Regions from separate parts of the Mus musculus genome. Here region 1 is linked to region 2. Evidence: chromatin loops called from intact Hi-C (ENCODE). Cell type or tissue: gastrocnemius. All regions are shown on one strand. Each heading gives the region's core, and the rest is flanking DNA. Links, peaks and the distances in the headings are about the cores only.

Evidence for each region. A loop is a pair of places that touch in the nucleus more often than their neighbours do. Peaks named below come from ENCODE experiments on the same cell type or tissue, not always from the same donor. Only the 100,000 strongest peaks of a DNase experiment are listed, where the experiment ranks them.
Region 1: a loop joins it to region 2, with 12 times the contacts of the local background. A loop is called at or near these places in 2 of 42 quality-filtered maps.

Annotation. Positions count from the first base shown.
Region 1 is chr9:72,211,919-72,221,735 of GRCm38, reverse strand. It overlaps a transcript of Gm27188 not described here. Among named protein-coding and RNA genes, the nearest start is that of Gm27188, 36 kb to the left of the region's middle. In gastrocnemius, for the core only: a CTCF peak has its summit at 4,279; a DNase peak (open chromatin) is centred at 4,220; H3K4me3 peaks cover 736 bases; H3K27ac peaks cover 3,216 bases.
Region 2 is chr9:72,267,876-72,277,692 of GRCm38, reverse strand. It overlaps Zfp280d (zinc finger protein 280D), which reads right to left and starts at 2,805. Exons shown (of 22, transcript NM_146224.5): 1 at 2,664-2,805. In gastrocnemius, for the core only: no CTCF peak of the experiment used is centred there; DNase peaks (open chromatin) are centred at 1,476, 2,348 and 2,794; H3K4me3 peaks cover 2,175 bases; H3K27ac peaks cover 2,269 bases.

The DNA of each region.
Region 1 (9,817 bases), core at 737-8,736, 56 kb after region 2:
CAGAAATCTGCCTGCCTCTGCCTCCCGAGTGCTGAGATTAAAGGCATGCGCCACCACGCCCAGCTAGTACCAACTTTCAAAACATTATTTTGTGTGTATGAGGTTTGCTTGCATATCTTTATGTTGATCTGTCTGTCTGTCTGTCTGTATGGATATATGACACACAAGGATGCTGTGCCTGCAGTGCATATGGAGGCCAAAAGAGGGCAGTAGATGCCCTGGAACTAGAGTTACACGTGGTTATGAGCCACCACAAGGATGCTTGGGAAACTAATCCTGATCCTGTGCAAGACTAGCCAGTGCTCTAACCACTCAGCCATCTCTCCAGCCTCAAATGCTAACTGTCTAAATAGATAGGGATTTTTAAAAAAGATCCTGCACGTAGTAATCTCCTTGAGAGCTGAGTCAGGTGGGAGAAGCACTTGAGCCTGGGAATTTGAGGTAAAGCTGGGTAACATAGCAAAACCCTGACCTAAAAGAAACAAAAACAAAAACCTTAATTTAAAAAATGTGAACTGGAGTTGTGACTTAATGATAGAGCGCCTGTCTAGCATGTGCATGACCCTAGGTTAAATCCCAGCACCACAGAACAACACCCGAAAGTATAAACAAGCCAACAACCTAGCAGATAAATGTATAGAGCGTGTGAGCGAGTTACGTAAAAGGAAACGCAAATGTCTCTAAAACATACATGAAAAGACCATCTCATCAGATTGAGAAGTACAAACCAACCCCCAGCCCAGCATGTAGGAAAAGATACCCAAGCTCGTTGGCACTGTGTAAGCAAGAGATCTTGGAAGGTGTGTTCATCCATCAAAGTTGTGAGCACACACTCTTTGCATTTGTAATTTTTACCTCTAGGAATTTATCCAGTGGACTATTTAAAATATGTGCAAACTGTTGTGAGTAGAGAGCCAGTCTTTGAAGCACTGTATATAAAAGCCAAAGCTTAGAAATCACTTAAATATCTATTAATATCAGCCTGGTTAAATAAATTATCACATAGCCACTCATCTGCTAAGGAATGGGGATAATTTCCCTTCCTTTCTTTCTTTTATAAAAATAATTAATTTTATCTTATGTGCATAGTTTTGCTTGCATGCATGACTGTGGGAGGGTGTCGGATCCCCTGGAGCTGGAGTTACAGACAGTTGTGAGCTGCCATGTGGGTGCTGAGAACTGAACACGGGTCCTGTGGAAGAACAGATACTGCTCTTAACCATGGAGCCCTTCCTTCAGCCCACCTTTTCTTTTCTTAACTGCTAAATAATAATAATAAGTTCCAAATATCGTTTAGTGAAAAACAAGCTAGCATGTATAGAGCGTAGCATAAAGTAAGCACATATTCATGAGTATTGCACTGAAGGGTGTATAAGATTTTGGTAGCGTTAGTTGTCTCTGGACGTGTCTAGACAGGACCCGAATAAACAGTAGGGTTTCCTACTGTATATTCTTGAGCTGTCCATACGTGAAACCACGAGTGCAGTATCTACTCGTAACTGAGTAAGCGGGCCCTGTGGTTCTGTTTGTGGGAGACCCGTGAGTCCCCTGGGCTAGGAGTGGCTAGGAAGGGTCCTTGTCCTGTGCAGCTGCTGACTTTCTTCAATGCCGCTCTGGGCTACCTGCCACCTTCTGCTGAGTCTTACCCCGCTCATATTTCCACAGGACTCTGCCGGGATGCTTTGCCGCAAGGCTTTGAAAACTAGTTTCAGAAACCTCCTAGGCTTTCACGCCTGATCACTCAGAACTTCATACTTGAAACAGCAGTCTTCATAAAATCTGTTAGCGGCTTTCTTAATTGCCTCGAACTTAGAGAGGGTTCCTTCTGTTTGTCTGAGAGCATGCCAAATTAGGAATTCTTTCCCAGCTAGGGTAAGCAACATTTATTTTCCTTTTCCTTTTCTTTTCCTTTCCCTTTTCCTTTTTTCCTTCCTTTTTAAAGCACTTTTTATTTATGTCTGCAGTGAGGTTGTTTGTTTGTTTGTTGGTTGGTCAGTTTTGGCCCCTCTACCCTGAATGCACCCAATCTCTCCTTCCTTCCTTCCTTCCTTCCTTCCTTCCTTCCTTCCTTCCTTCCTTCCTTCCTTCTTTCCTCGTTTCTTTTCTTTTCTTTTCTCTTCTGAGCAGGGTCTCCTTATATATTACAAGCTCACCTGGAAGTCCCTGTGTAACCCAGGCTGGCCTCAGATTCACTCACTGTTCCGCCTAAGCTTCCATGGTGCGAGCATTGCAGGCGTGCACACCCCATCCAGCCCACACCTTAGTTCTTGCATAGCACTGGAGTGGTCATTTAGAACTCTAGAAAAAATAAACAAACCAACTGGCCAAAGACAACTGGCACACCTTTTAAATTTTCTACCAAACTTTAGCTATCCTCTCCTCGGCTCTTAGAGGCTGGACAAGGCATACCTTGATTGTCCGGGCTCCCGAGCTTACTGGTACTTTCACAACTAGGAGTACACAGGTCACCCTGCAGGGTATTTCTAGGCTATTGCATGGCAGATTGCAGGAGTATCTTGACCCCATATTTTTAAACACACAATTTTTCATGAGGTAGAGATTATGGCCTCTTAATGAAATTTACTTGCAATCTCCTGATACCTTATTAAGCTTCCACCAATGACAAGGTCCCATTAGACCTGCCTAAGCTAAAGCCTATTTGATATTAGAACACAAGGAAAGGTCTCTGCCTAAGTAGATTACGGACACACAAATCAAGCAAGGCAGATTTCTAAACAAGGGAACCCAAAGCACAGAATTTGCATGCATTATTCATTCCTGCTCCGTGCAAACATGCAGATATTGCTTCGTGAACTTTGGCCCACCGTGCTTAAGAACAATGGTTAGAACATTAGTACAGGATCCCTCTTTCCATGGCTGCTGCCAGAGGGCTTGGAGGCTCCGAGGGGATTTGCACAGTGATTCCCTCCTAACACCCTCGGGAACCCAGTCTGAAATGTCACCCCTCCTAACACCCTCGGGAACCCAGTCTGAAATGTCACTTGGAGCTTTGTGAGCAGACTGGTTCTTTACTTCTGTGCGGCAAGTGTCTGCTCCCCGAATTCCTTCCCGCTTCCCTGCCGCCCCTTCTCCCACCGGCCTCTGGCTAAACGAATAACTTCTTCAGGTCATATTTCCGTGGTAAACATACATTTTTAATTTTCATCGAAGCTTAAACACTGTGAAGAAGCAATTCTGTGTGCTGTGCTCTGCTGGGCACTGTTAATGCCTCTGTGGTACTCGGCCATAGACACCTAGTTCTGTGATAAATTAAGTCTGTGTATATTCCAGGATGTGGTCTGTCCTTTGAGTCACATCATTCTCTCCCCCTGAGTTAGTTCCCTCATTGATCGTGTCCATGTCTGCATTCTATACACACACACACACACACACACACACACACACACACACACACACACGAGAGAGAGAGAGAGAGAGAGAGAGAGAGAGAGAGAGAGAGAGAGAGAGAGAGAAAGAGAGAGAGAGAGAGATCTACTATTGTCCTTAAAATTGTTCTCTGTGATTGCAAGAAGAGTGGGTAGGTGGGTAGTGTTCCATCAGGCAAAGCCTCATCAGAGTTCTAACTACTAGAAAAACCTGTGTCCTCTTCAGGCTGGAGCTCAGGGAAAGGTCCAACTAGAGACAGAGCCATTGCCTTACACACAGCACTGTAAGCCGTGGGTGGAAGGAGGTAAAAAGGAATGAGCTCAGATAAAGAAAAGCAGAAAACAGCTCTGGGGGCTTTCAGAGATTTCAAGAAGAAGGGGTTAGCAAGGATTCCCACTCTGTGAAATTGAAGAGTTACCAAAGGCATCTAGCCTCCCTGAAGCCAAGGAAAGAGAGTATGTTAGGGGTGAGAGACGAGGTTGGCTTGTAAAGGGTTTCTCTAGTATGTCCTGGGCTCCGTCTCCAGCACCCCGTAAAACCCGGCAGAGCAGAACACGCCTGTAATCCTAGCACTAGGGAGGTGGTGGCAGGAGAATCAGAAGTTGCAGGTTATCCTTGGCTACATACTGAGTCTGAGGCCAGCCTGGAGTACACAAGACCTGGTTTCAAAAACAAAACTAAAAAGAAAAAAAAAAGGGGGGGTGGGTGGGGGTGGGGGAGTACTTTAGCTTCTCTGTGCAACTCCTGCTGAGGACGTTGTGGGCGGCCCAGGGCTGCTAAGGAATTTGGCAAAACAGGAGAGGCACTCAGAAAGGCAGTGTTGGCGGAGGAGAAGGATCCAGTGGATAGCCTGGCACCTGTGGACACATGTCACTCAAGTCTCCTGCCACAAGGGGCGGACTTGACTGACAACCCCAGCTGAAGGGCCTGCAGATCCACCACTGGATTTGTGGTTAAGACCCAGTTTATCCAGCCAGTGACTGAACCTGGTTGGAGCGGGGGATTGGGGTGGGGGTGGGGTGGGGTGTGTGTGCAGACTCCTTGAACCGACAACTTTGGCTTAAAGATTCACCTTGAACCCCACAAACCTTCTGAGTCCTGAGATGGTTTGGGATACTTGCTCCTCTGTCCTTCCTTCTGCTTCTCCGTTCATGGCATCTTTATAGAGGTGTTCTCTTCCACTGTTCTGTGTGCTTTCTCTTTTACAGGCATGCCTTCCCCACCCCTAATAGATATCTTACCCATCTGACTCTTTCCTGAGATGACTATTTGTTTGTGTTTGTTTTTGTTTTTGTTTTTGTTTTGAAACAGAGTTTCTCTGTGTAATAGTCCTAGCTGTCCTGGAACTTGCTTTGTAGACCAGGCTGGCCTCCAAATCACATAGATCGACCTGCCTCTGCCTCCCGAGTACTGGGATTAAAAGCGTGCACATCATACCTGGCTCCTGATGACTGTATAAGAGTATCCTAACAGCAACAACAACAAATTCAAACAAAAGTCGGGGATTTCAACATCTTCTGATCTTCCCCCACATTTCCATTAGCACTTCAAAGTAAAAACAGGGCTTCCCAGAATAAACATGCTTCGGCACATATGGCTCCATTTGCCTCCACACCTTTCTATGAATCGGCAGTGTTACTGTCTGTGTAACAGACAGAGAACTGACATTGAGAGTGGTAGTGGATCGTCAGGGTCTCTGAGGGAAGACTGAGACACAAGGAGCCCGTGTTCCTTAGAGATGGGGTCACAGTTAGAAATGTGTAGTTCGGTTTGTTTCTGTGCACACTGTGTGGAGTGCACTTACACAAGCCTAAATGCTACGGGCCGCCTTACACTTCGCTGTATTACAGTCTTCCAGGACCCCATCACGCCAGAAAGCCATCCTTGGCTGGAATGCTGTGGCGTAGCTCATCTCTTGTATTTGATTCTGACTCCAAATTCTTTTTGTCACAGTACCCTGCAGCCCTGAAAACTGTAAGCCGAAACCCTCCTTCTTCTCTTAGTATGCTTCTTTTTCTGGTGGTGGTAGGGTGGTTTGAGATAGGGTTTGTTTGTGTAGTCTTGGATGTCCCAGAATTAGCTCTGTAGACCAGGCTGGCCTCAAACTCACAGAGATCCACCTGCCCCTACCTCCCAAGTCCTGGGACCGAATGCGTGCACCACCACTGCTCTGCCCCTTATTCTGCTTCTTTTCAGGTATTTGTTTGCAACAAGAGAAAGGGAATGTGCACCATTGTTCCTATGGCGGCATAGATGGGTCCTCCACCCTTCAGGACATGCTCCCTACCTGTGATGACAAATCTTATATACCACTGTTCACACTCCACAGTTGTATAGGACTGTCCCTAGCCACACAGCCACTATCTTCAGGAGTTTGGCTGGGTCTGTGCACAAAAGGTTATCTAGGTGGTCTTGTTGACTTAGAAGAAAAGGCAAGCAGGGTCATAGGACTTTCACTGTAGCGATCAGCCAACCCTTCTAACCAGTTGTGTGCAATTCTGCATGTGGCCTCAGTGTATAGATAGTATGGGCTGAGTGTATAGGTGGGGAAAGACTAGAGCCTTCTACACAGCTGTGGGGGAGTCATTATCCACACTGGGTGCAGGCCTTCCAGTGTGGCTGCTTTAAGTCACCACACTCCTGCCTGTCACTCCTCACCCAATCCTCTGTCAGTAAACCCTAATAAAATCACTGCCCCCCCCCAGAGTGAACTTGGGGGAGTCATACTGCTGTTTCTATTGGGACCTTAGTAGGAGCAGGTGGATGAAAGAATTTTTAGCAGAATCCCCCAACAGATCCCTTGTTTTTAGTGGCTGCTTTCTAATTCTAGAATAAAATCTAACCTTGTTGAGGCTCAGAACATGCTACCCCAGAATATGACATACTGGCAGGTTGAAGCATTGTGATGTCAGATGCAGTGTTCTTATGGGACAGTGAGTCAGGGTGATGGTGCAATGATCACTGTGATCTCACAGTGTACCATGTTGATGTCACAAAGGAGTGTTGTGATGTCAAGATGCATCACTGTGATGTCACCATAAAGCAGTGTGATGGCACAATGGGTTATTGTGAGTTCACAGTGTGCCATAGTGATGAAAAAAGGAAGTACTGGGAAAGCACAGTATAGCAGTGTAATGTGGCAATGGACCTCTGTGATGTCACAGTGCAGAGTTGCGATGTCACCACTGACCGTTATGATTTCACAGTATAACATGATAATATCAGAGCATATGCAAGACAGGAGAACTGATTTCACTTAGAAAATTATGATGAGGATGTAGCATTTCGAGAGGACAATGGGAGATTGTAATGGCACAATAGAGCCTTGCAATGATATTATTCAGCATTATGACATCATAATAAAGCATGGTTGAAGAGTACACAGTTGTGATTATGCAGTTCAGCATTGTGATGACATTATGAAACTTTTTAAATATCACAATGCAGCATTGTGATGGAACAAAGGGAACTGTGTGTGTGTGTATGTGTGTACCTGTGTGTGTTATCACAGTACAGCATTGTGATGGCTCAAGGGGAATTGTGTTTGTGTGTGTGTATGTGTGTGCACCTGTGCATGTGTATGTGCATGTGCCTCTGTGTGTGTGTGTGTGTGTTGTGTGTGTGTGTCTGTGCAGGCACATATGCTGCCATGTATATGTGGAAGTCACAGGATAACCTGGTTCTCTGCTTTTACAGCTGGGTCCTAGGCATTAAACTCTGGGCATCAGGTTTGGTGGCGAGTGTCTTAATTCATTGAGCCATCTCGCTGGACCCAGGAAAAAAATTTAAGCTATATTGTTGAAAGCAACTGATATTTAAATATGTTAATGCTGTAGAAAGTCTTGATCTGGGCTCTAGAACACTGCTAATAAGAGTCTACAAGACTGGGGCTAGAGAGATGGCTCAGTGGTTAAGAGCACTGACTGCTCTTCTGAAGGTCCTGAGTTCAAATCCTAGCAACCACATGGTGGCTCACAACCATCTGTAATAAGATCTGTCACCCTCTTCTGGTGTCTGAAGACAGCTACAGTGTACTTACATACAATAATAAATAAATCTAAAAAAAAAAAAAAAAAAGAGTCTACAAGACTGGTTGTGGCAATGGCCTGGGTGAAACATCTGGAAGTTAGAACAAAATGAAGTGTTTTATTACCAGATAGTGAAGAATCACAGACATTTCTAGACAGATGAGTGTCATAAGTAGATCTATGTTTAAGGTAGATAATTTGACTTCAGTGAGTTGGTAGAATTAAAGTAGGATGTGTAGAAATGAAATAATGCCATATCCAGATGCCTGTTAAATTATGATATTCTCCTATTTTTAAGCAAATAGTCACTTGATAGAACTGAGAAACCAGGAAAGCAAGCACTTGAAGAAGGAAGACATTCTCTACCCGAACCACTGAGTCTGCATTATCAAGACAGACTCAAGATTTATATCCTGAATTTTATTTCTGGAATTCTCCCTTGTAGACTTGCTTTGGCAAATGCTGTAAATCTCGAAACCTGATGCCTAACACATGAGTCTACTCAGTAAATTACTTTCTCTCCCTTTGACAATTCAGATCTGTTAAGTATTTATAAATATCATCAAAATTAGTAGACACTCACATGTAGTTGTTTTTTGCTATTTTGTGGGTTCTTCTTTCTTCCACCTCTTTCCACCCTTTTTCCACTCTTGCAACCCCCTAACACTAGATAGGAGAGAAAAACAAGATAGAAAGGAAAAGAGGGCAATGTTATCCTTAGACTACTTCCTGTTGATTAGGAAAATTCCTTGGGGTAACTTTGATCTTCAATGTCAGCATATCTAATATATTATTTTTATTTCTTCTTTGCATAGGACTATTTAACAAACTGCAACCAACAGCAAACAACCAAGAACCAAGAGCCCACCCTACCTCACCTCTAGGTTATTTAGCATTTGTATAGCCTCTGAAAAGTCCCCAGAATTCCAAATGTCACACAATTGCAGAAAAGAAACTATCTTCAGCTGACAAAAATCATGCCCCTGTTAGAGCACTAGACAAATCATAGTCAACTGCTGTGGCCCATTTGAAACATCCCCCATATCCCACATCTGGGATTAAAATGAAAACATATTCCCATAATATTTCTATGTTTTTTCAAAGAAACCAAAATTCTCACTACACTCACATATTCTGTATCTTTGGTGCTTCTATGACACAGAAGGAAGTATTGTATCATATTTGCATTTTGGATAATAAATTTACTGTCAGGAAAATAACAAGAATTTTTAGCTTCCATGACAATCTGAGTTTATTCAGCAATTTTTGAATGGTGTTTGTGCAAAAAGATACAAGATAAGCACAATTAAGTCTTGGTTTCTAGGCACCAATCAATACCTGGGCTCTCTCATTTTTAGTGTAGAGGCTTACAGCTATACACATCCCTCTTAAAACCAACTTCTTAGCTGGAAGTGATGGTGGTGGTAGTGGTGGTGGCTTATTCCTTTAATCCCAGCTCTCAGGAGGCAGAAACATGGTCTACAGAGCAAGTTCCAGGACAGCCAAGGCTACACAGAACTGTCTCAAAACACCAAAACTAAACAAAAATCCTAACATCCTGAGCTATGGCTCTGTCACTCATTAGCATCAGTGATTTGCTGGTTTACTAAAGGTTTTTTCTCACCCCCCCCATACAAGACTATGTACAAACCTACAACACACACACACGTGTCACACACACACACTCACAGATACATACACACTCACACACTCACACGCCTTTACTTTCCAAAAGATGTTTATGGACTATAGCTAGCTGGTCCTCACTGTCATGACTCCACTTTTGATGTTGCCTATTAGTTTACTCTCCTAACATATCTGCTTCTACAGAAATCCGATGGTGTCTGCAGCTTTATACTGTCCTGCGGTCCATGTGTTGTAGATTGGCTGCCACTATCTTTCCTGGTATGTCTATAATGTTCTGTACTTGTTTAGAAAGTAGCTAAGATCTTGAAGTTTAATGGCTAGAGTGCAGGGTTTTTTGTTTGTTTGGTTGGTTGGTTGGTTTTTTTTGTTGTTGTTGTTTTTGTTTTGGTTCTTTTTGTTTTTCAAGACAGGGTTTCTCTGTGTAGCCCTGGCTATCCTGGAACTCACTCTGTAGACCAGGCCGGCCTCGAACTCAGAACTCTGCCTCCCAAGTGCTGAGATTAAAGGCGTGTGCCACCACTGCCCAGCCAAGACTATTTTTTTTATATTCTTAACATTCATTCCAGGTTAAAAGTTCATTTTTCCATATTATCACCCTGATGGACTTTTAAAAGTCTATATAAGGGGTTGGTGAGATGGCTCAGTGGTTAAGAGCACCGACTGCTCTTCCAAAGATCCTGAGTTTAAATCCCAGCAACCACATGGTGGCTCACAACCATCCATAGTGAAATCTGATGTCCTCTTTGGTGTGTCTG
Region 2 (9,817 bases), core at 683-8,682:
CTGTCACCTAAAACTGTTTTTTTTTTAATTAATTTTATTTTATTTCATGTACATTGGTGTCTTGCCTGCATGTTTGTCTGTATGAGGGCATCAGATCCTCTGGAACTGGAGTTACAGACAGGTGTGAGCTGCCATGTGGGTGCTGGAATTGAACCCAGGTCCTCTGGAAGAGAAGGTAGTGCTCTTAACCACTGAGCCATCTCTCCAGCCCCCTAAAACTGTTTTAATGTAAAAAAGCAATTGCTTCAATTTACATTGAAAAGTTATTTGTATAGTTATAAATTATCTAGTAAATAAAACAGGTGTTATTCTTTTACTCTTTTTTTCTACAAATATAATGTTGAGAAGAAAAACACTGAAGGAATGACATAATAGGCTTAAACCTGTGAGATATTGAGATTTACAATTCAACTACCTTATGGCTCACTACTGCTACAAAAGTCCAAATTTTCAAAGGCAGGTTTTCCAAGTTTCCAACTGTTCTCCAGGCCTTACCAAGGGATAGACAATTCCAAAGGTTTTTGTTGCTTTTGTTTGAGACAAGGTTTCACTATACCACCCTGCTGGCTTAGTCTACATAGGAGGATCCACTTGCCTCAGCCTCCCAGAGTGTTGGGATTAAAAACATGCCCCACCAGACTGGCCAATTACAAATTGATTAAACTGAGCATATTCTAGTCTCCAAAACTGCTCCTTTTCTTCCTAACTCCAGTCATTCCTAGAATGGATTCTATTTTACCAGAGATGAAGGTGAATTCATACTAAGCACTAAAACTATGCCAGACTACATGCTAATTGCAAAAGGAACAGTTTCAATAGTCAACATTTTAACTGAGACTAAAGCTAGAATTACTAATCATATACTGTCTCCCCACTTTTTATAATATGAAGTGTTCCAGATGATTTATGAAATATTGTAAAAAAATAATTAAGCCTGAATGTATTCAAGTTTTTTAGCCCTAACTTTATGTACTAAATGCATTTTAGCAAATATTTTTCTTGGGTGTGACCATGGTATTCTGTTACGGTAGTATAGAGAAAGTGGCCTTTATCTTTTCTTTATTGATATACATATCCAGTACTTAGGGGTGAACTGTAACGTCTTTAGCAATCATTCACATATTCAGCAGACTGAGACAAAGCAAATGTGACAAAATGTTTACAAATATTCACACTAGGTGGTAGGCATCTGAACATGCTATATTCAACTCCCCAGTGTGCTTGGAAAGAACATGACCACTAATAACATCTAAAGATAACAAATGATCCAGAAATTAGAGTCTAATGGCAAACGGAGTTTCTCAAATGTGGAGGCCTGTGCCTCCTCACCTATTCTCAGGAACCTCACTGCAGTGAAAATGGGACATAAAATACTGAGGTGAGCTGAATGAGGAGTCCTAAAACTTAAGGTTCCGTAATGGCCCCGGTAGCCAAGCGTTCTCATCGTCATTTCTGAGGCTGACCTTCAAAACTGCTCTGCCAACAAAAACGTCTCCGAAAGTAGCCCAAGGTAAACATTGACACCAATGACAGATACAACCACTCAAACTCAAGGATGGCTTTAGTGCAGATGGTGGACCATCAAAAAGCACAAGGTCCTCCAACCCGGTCCCTTCACCCTATCAGTTACATCCAAACAACTTGAGTTGGTACAGTCATCTCTCAAAACAAGATAGCACACAGATGCCAAGGGAAGGGTTTTGTACCTTCAAACTCTTACTTCCATCGTGTGAATTTATGGTTAAGGGCACTAAAAGACGTCCAAGTATTTAGATGATTCAGTCCAAACTTGAAAATAAAGCCAAATGTTTAAGTATGGCGGACTATTTAAAAAAAAAATTTTTTTTCTTCGTGAAGCCAAAAGTCTCCATGCTCGCAGCAGGTTAACGTCCATTTTTTTCCTAGCATATTTCTTTCCTAACGGGTTACAAATGCAGGTTGGTCGTGAAAACACCATCTTCTTGCGCAGGCTAAAACCTCAGCGCGACCACTCGTTTGTGGTTTATTAAGTGAAACCTGCAACGCACAGCTGGAAAATCTGTCAGGCTCGGTTCTCCTCAAAGCCCTCCTCTGGTAGACAATAGCGGGGCTATGGCAGAGTGGGGACATTCCTTTGACAAGAAAGGTGGCTAGATAGGAGCGGTCGTCTAGCACAAGGTAAGGCCTCTGTGGCTGTTATGGCGAACGCCAGTGGGGTTCTGCTCTTGCGTGAAGAGTCGAGTGGGTTGGGTTGTGAGCTCGGGTCTCCGCCACACACACACACACACACACACACACACACACACACACCCGCGGACAAGGTACAAAGGACCGAGGGGAGTCGTCCCCCGAGAGCACAGCCGGGCTGAGAAAGCGATGGGAGGATCTGCGCGGTGGCGAGGCGACGAGGCGAGGCGACGGCTGGGCGGCCCTGTACTGTGGGCCGCCGCGCCGCCGGCCGCCTCGCCTCGTCGCGCCGGGAACCCTCCCGCGCCAGGCCCGGCAAGATGGCGGGCCCGGCCCCATGCGCAGCCGGCCCCTGCCCTGCCCGGCCCGGGCGCTCTCGCCGACGCGCCGCGGCCCGAGACCCCCACCCTGCGCCCCCGGAGTGCGGCGGCGCGGCCGCGCGGGAGGGCCTTCGCGGGCGGGCGGGCGGGCGGCCGCGCGGGGCGGGGGACGCTTACCGTGAGCGGAGCGGCTCGGCCTGACTGGAGCCCTGAGGAGGAGGAGAAAGAGGAGGAGGCGAGGGAGGAGCGCGGGCTGTGTACGCCGAGGCCGCTCCGGCTCCCATCGCGGAGCGGGGCTGCTGGGCGCCGTGAGGGGGGAGGGGGCTGTCGCGAGCCAGGGCGCAGTGCCTCATGGGTAGGCTCCGGGTTGGCCTCGCGCGTCCGCGCTCCCAGTCTTCCCGCCAACGCGGGAGGCGAGCGCGGCCATATGCGCCGTGCTGCGGACCTCGAAGGCCCGGGCCGGCCGGGCCCTAGCAGCCGGCGAGGACACGCGGGGACCGGGCTGAGCTAGGCCGTGGCGCTCATGGCCGCCTCAGGCCTAGAATTTGTAGGCACTCAGCAGTGAGTTCCATCCTTCTCCGTGTGCGAGGGTTAAAGGGCATGGGGAAGGGTGTGAGAGGAAAAGGAGATGAGTTTCCAGGATAGTACCACGTTGTTTTTGGAAAGTACGTTTTTGTTTGGGTATCTTTTTCACTCCTATTGTATGAATAGTAATCCGTAATTGGAGGTGGAAAAAAATGGCCGATGTATTTATAAGAATACTTCATCGTAAGTCGGATCTGTAAGGAAACAGACACCATGTTATGTCCGAAATGTAGATGGACATTTGTGTGTTTGAACGATGTCAGATTTTGTTAAAAAAAAAAAAAAGAAAGGAAGGAAGGAAGAAAGAAAGAGGCAATAAAACGAGGGCTGGAGAGATGTAAAATGAGTAAGAGCCCATGTTGCTTTTCTAGAGTGCCCTAATTTGGTTCGCAGCACCCCATGGTGGCACACAACTACAGTTCAGGGGATCTGATGCCCTCTTCTGGCCTCGGTAGGCACCAGACACTAAAGTGGCACACAGGCATATATACAGACAAAAAAACACAGATACACATAAACTCAAATACTATGAGCTACCTTCTATCAAATAGCCTCAGTGTCTATAGATACCAGGCTCTCGGCGATCAAAGCTTCTTTTATTCCAGTCTTAATTACTAGCTCAATACATTTCATACTTAGAGAATGGGTACAAAAGGTTTAAAGAGACCAGCAGATTTCAGAGGACAAAAGCAGAAAGCTGATACATATATAAAGTGAGTTGCAGATACTAAGGGAAGGGATCTGGGAACCCAATAGGAGGCCAGTGGAGCTAGGGCTGCAGAACAGGACCACAGGGGGCTAGAAGCCAGAGAGGAGCAAGATCCATTAGAAAGACAGAAGGAGGACACTGCAGGTGGGCTAAGCCCAGTATTGTGAATTTAGGATTTGTCTGCCTATCACTTCCTTGAAAGAGACACCAGGTGGTCAGGTGAGAGGTTAGCAATTCAGTCACCATCTCAGTGTTAGGTACCTATATTATTAGTTTTCTAACTGAACTTAGAGAATGAATCCATGTGCATAGAAAGGGGGGTTATTAGAATGACTTATAAGCAACAATGGCTGGCTATGGACAAAAAGTCCAAGAATTCAGTAATTGCTCAATTCAGGTTGGATGTTTCAGTGGGTCTTCAAGATACCCTGGAATTCTAAAGGAGTAGGTAAAGAGGGAGGTGTTGTATCCCTACTTGGTTCTTGATTGTGTCAATAAAAAGGGGGGAAGCCAATTGCTGGACGAAAGAAAAATGGTGGGACTTGCAGGTCCCAGAAGAGAAGGGACACAGGGAGAGAGGAATTTGGACCAGGATTTGGATGGAAAGGGAAGCTGAAGTCATGTAGATCTTGGGACACTTAGAATTATTGTAGCCTCTGCTGCCAGCAAGGACTGAGAAGGTTGTGGGGAGCTGGCTGATAGAATTGGGGCAGGAAATTCTTTACCCAGCTGTTGAGTTATCTGGCTAGCTTTAAAATAATAAAACTGTCTAATGTTTTCTATCCATGTAGCTAAGGTGGACAGGAGAAGAAAGAGGGCAGCCAGGGCAGTTGCTGGTGGAAGTTAGCCTGAGAGGGTTGGGGGAGCAATTGCAGCTCCTGGGAAAAATGACCAGCTGGTCATTGGCAGAGCTGAATGAGACTGGTGGTGGCAGATCACAGAGCTAAACCCAGAGAGGCTGGAGTGCAGGCTGTGACACCAGGCAAGGTTGGTAACAGGTTTTTAAAATTACACGCAACAAGTAGGCTATAAGGCTGAAAAAGTATAACCTAAAAACAAAATTCTAGGCCTTTAGGCCCAGGCTTAAGAATGTGACCTTTGTGACTCAATGCTCCAAGGCATGCTAATCATAAAACAGATAGCAACATTCCTCCACCCACCCACTTCCTGGGTTCAGGAAGCGTTCATTCAAAGAAAGTTGCCTTGACTCTTGCTGGAACCCGCTGTGCAAAGGTGCTATTGTTAGAGGCTCCTAGAAAACTGTCTTGACTTTCCACCACCTCATGACTCTTAACTGGTATTTTTGGTATTTTCCAACAACGCCCTCCCCACCTCCTTGAGTTGTGGTTTCTTCCTTTAAATACCCCCTTACCCAACTACTCGGGGTGCCAGGGGTCCTCTACCCCTGTGTGGTATATGACTGTGGGCCCAAAAGCGCTCTTGAATAAAAGTCCTCTTGCAGTTTGCAGCGAGACCGTTTCTCGTGAGTGATTTGGGGTGTCGCCTCTCCTGAGTCAGAATGTGGGGGAGTCCTCATGTTGTGGGTCTTTCAAGGCAAGTAAAGGAATGGAATCTCTAAGAAAGCGAGGACACATATAAACCCTTCTGCCTCAGTGGGGTAGCAGTGGTGCACACCTTTAATCCCAGCACTCACTCAGGAGGCAGAGGCAGAGGCAGGTGGATCTCCAAGTCTGAGGCGAACCTAGTGTACATTGTGAGTTCCAGGACAGCCAGGACTTCACAGAGAAACCCTGTCTCGAAAAAACCAAAGGTAAAAATAAATAATAAAATAAATGAAAAACATCAGTCTTCGTCACCACAGTGTCTCTGTGTACAGATAAAATATGTGATCCTTCTGCTTCTGCATTTGTAGTCAAGATGGAGCTGATCTGGGCAAGGTATGGCCTGATCAGAACAGAAACTTTCCTACACTGAGAGCTCTCCAAAGATCAATGACAATAGTAGCCTAATTTTTCAAGTGTGAACAATACTTAAATTCTTGCCTCTCACAAACCTGCCTTCCTATTTTGATTAAGTTTTTTCTCTTCAGCTCTAAACTTTTGCAGATATTCCTTATCAATGTAGCCAACATGCTGATTACCTTTCCAGATTAATCTTCCCAAGAAACAACATTTGAATAATTTTGATTACTGCATCCTTAAAACTTTTTGGCTACTAGTAGCAGTAGCAATGGGGACATAATCAGGTTAAGATGTGATATTTCACTTTGCCTCAGAAAAGAATTTCAGGATGAACCAGGAAATAACAGAATTGGAGTTTGTTAGGAAGAAGTTTCATACACATTCCATCATAGGGATATAAGAGAGGGGAAGACTTAGGAAAGTTAGTATGAGTACTGGAAATAACAATAATAAGCTTGTCTTAGGGTTTCTATTCCTGCACAAAACATCATGACCAAGAAGCCAGTTGGGGAGGAAAGGGTTTATTCAGCTTACACCTCCAAACTGCTGTTCATCACTAAAGGAAATCAGGATTGGAACTCAAGCAGGTCAAGGAGCAGAAGCTGATGCAGAGGCCATGGGGAGATAGATTTTTTTTTTTTTTTTTTTTTTTTTTTTTTTTTTTGGAGAGAGAGATGTTTCTTACTGGCTTGCTTCCCCTGGCTTGCTCACCTTGCTTTCTTATAGAACCCAAGACAACCATCCCAGGGATGGTACCACCCACAATGGGCCCTCCCCACCTTGATCACTAATTGAGAAAATACCCCACAGCTGTATCTCATGGAGACATTTCCTCAACTGAAGCCCCTTTCTCTGTGATAACTCCAGCTTGTGTCAAGTTGACAAAAAGCCAGCCAGTACAAACCTCAAGAAACTAGTGAAAAAGAAACTAGTGAAAAGAAGCAGTTGCAAACATACAACTATGCTGGTTTAGAGAAAAGGCCAAAAAACGACAACTGGAATACTGATTTGGCACAAGGCAGCAGTTTTTAAAATCTCCTATCATGAAAAACTCCTGTTCTCCTATAACCCTGAATTTTCACTCCTTCCAAATTCCCCCATCTCATTGGCCTTGAACACAAAGCCTTATCCAGTGAACGAACAGTTTAAAGCTTAGACTTCACACCTCCAATTGGGTTCAATCACAGACTTTTCTAACAAGAGTTCTTCCTAGCCAGCTGTAAGTATGGAAGGAAAGTCCTACTGAAAATGGACTATAACAATCGGTTTCTTTCAGTAGTGTATATGATGGGTGCCATGCACTAATGCCAGGAAAGGAAGGGTGTCACTGGATGCTGGGAGGTTGAAGAGAATTCAAAAAGTTGCAGGTAGATAGAGCATGACTTATTTACCAATAGACAGGTCTCTAGGCATCAAGCACTCAGCAATGCAAAAGCACTTATGTACCAAGCACAGGTCAACACACACATACAGAGACATATATAGGCAGGCTAGCCTAGGCAAAAGCCAATCAAAACAATATTTATACAGAATCACACACACACACACAAAATGGCATTCTGCCAGGAATAGTTATGACACATTACATCACTGAACTACTGTTTACTTTTGGGTTCCCCATACATCAGATATGACTCATCTTGTGCTGACTCATTACCACCCCCACCTCACACCCCTTGCCAAAGTTTAGCATTAGCCATTTTGGCCCTTGCGGAATATCTATATCAGTGCTATGTTGTCTAAACAAAAACTGGCCTATCCAGTGCTCTCAGTTCCTAAAACATAGACAAGAACAAAAGCTTAGGCTCTTTTTTTCAAGGTAGGGTTTCTCTGTGTAGCCTTGGCTGTCATGGAACTCAATCTGTAGACCAGGCTGGCCGTGGAATCACAGAGATCCACCTACCTCTGCCTCCCAACTGCTGAGACTAAAGGTATGCACCACCCACTGCCACACAAGCTTGGGCTGTTTAAAAAAGTCACAATTCAGAGTCTTTACAGAAGACATATGTACCATCTTAAGTGAAGCTACACCCCAAAAGCTTGCTAAGGAACCTTTTCATTTTTGAAAAATGAGATCATAGGGTATTTTCTGATATACATTGAATGGGATCACAGCTGATAAGATAAAACCCTAGGTCACCTAGTTTGTAGGGGGTGTTCAAAAATGTTTACCATAAACAAAAGATTAAACTTGTTTGTGAGATATCTGAAAATTCCCAGGAAAGAAGTCCTTACTTGAAGGTCACATGCCCTTAGGCCTTGAGTATGGCTCATTCATACTTTACATTCCTAATCTGAAAATAGCTATTTGGGGGAGGGGGGTGGGTTCAAGACAGTTTCTTTGTTGTTGCTTTGTTTGCTTGTTTGTTTGTTTGTTTTTGCGTAGCTCTGGCTGTCCTGGAACTGTCTCTGTAGACCAGGCTGGCATTGAACTCTGCCTGCCTCTGCTTCCCAAGTGCTGGGATTAAAGGCATGCGCCACCATGCCTGGCCTGAAAATGTTGTTATATAAGGGAAATGTTGTATTTATGTTGACAGCCTTCACAGAAAATGTTGTTGAATTTGTGGAATTTTTGATTCTCAGTTAGTGAGAAACTTCAGCAGATTCTAAAGTCCTCTTCCCTCCCAAATTCCTTATCTGGCTTCACTAGAATACCAACCAGCCTCAGTTCTCTTAACTCACTCCCCACACCTTCCTATTATTTCTAAGAGCTTTGCTTCCACTGACCACTACTGCTTCAAACCTCTCGTGCATGCTGTGTGTTCAACTCTGGGGACACTCATAGTACTCACTCTCCTTCTTCTTTTTTTTGGGTTTTTCGAGACAGGGTTTCTCTGTGTAGTCCTGGCTGACCTGGAACTCACTGTGTAGACCAGGCTGGCCTCGAACTCAGAAATCTGCCTGCCTCTGCCTCCCTAGTGCTGGGATCAAAGGCGTTCACCACTACGCCCGGCTCAAGTACTCACTCTCCTTATGTGAGGTCATGCTGGACACTAGTCTCCCCTCCCCCAGCCTGAAACCTGCTTGCTCAGGGGTGAAGCTTCCCGCTCAGTCGGTCTGCCATGCCCACTGCTGGAACCTGCCGCTTTGCTACTGGACCCCGAGATTATTTGGCGGGAATTGGGCCCCCTTCCCCTGCTTCATAACTGCGTGCGGAAGAGTAAAATAGAGCTTTGATCAGAATGCCTGTCTTAGCTGCATTTCTTTCTCTCGCCGCCTAGCCCCTCTTCTCTTCCAGGTTTCCAAAATGCCTTTCCAGGCTAGAACCCAGGTTGTGATCTATTGGCCAGACACAACATTTGGCGAACCAACGCGGGACTGAGAAACGGCAAAGGATTTTTGGAAGAGGCACTGCTAGCAGGTTTGGAGCTCCATGGAAGAAGAAAATAATTAAAGGATAAAGGAAATTCATACTGGAGAAGGTATGGGCTAAGCTGAAACAGCGTTAAACCTGAGCACTGGTTCACTTAGGTTCAGCAGTGAAGCTTAACAGGAGCTGGGAACTATAACAGGAGGTAGGCCATGGCTCTCCGAAGCTACATTTTTAGGCATGAGAAAAGAAAGGGTTTATTAAAAGGAAATTAATAATCAGGCGGATTGCATCATGAGGGAGGAAAATGTCCCAAAAAGCAGAGAGAAATTTCAGGAGTGCCATGCTTTGTTCTCTCTGGGCCTTATAGCAGAAGTAGTACTGTGTCCCCTTTTGTGTCTTGTCTAATGTCTGGTGCACCAATCTGTTCTCGTGTTCAATTCGTGTATGTTCGTGTCCAGTCTGAATAAATGTTCTATGTTTTATGTTGGATAATAAAGATGGTATAAAAAACTTTTATCTGCAAAGCCGAGAGCTGCCACGTGCTTCAGCCAGGAATCAGACACATGGCAGGAGGGCCCCTGCTGGAAAAACTGTTTCGTTTTAGGAAAAAAGGGCGAGTGCACAGCCTCTTAGTTTCGGGGTAAAAAAGCTGATAAATGATTTGTGACTAATGTGTTTGAAAAATGGTAAAGTGCCTTTTATTCTATGATTGTAGCTACAAAAATTAATATTCTCTGATTGGTCTAAAATTAACTGCTTCATTTGGTTCTTTTTTTATTGATAATGTGCTCTGCATGTTTTC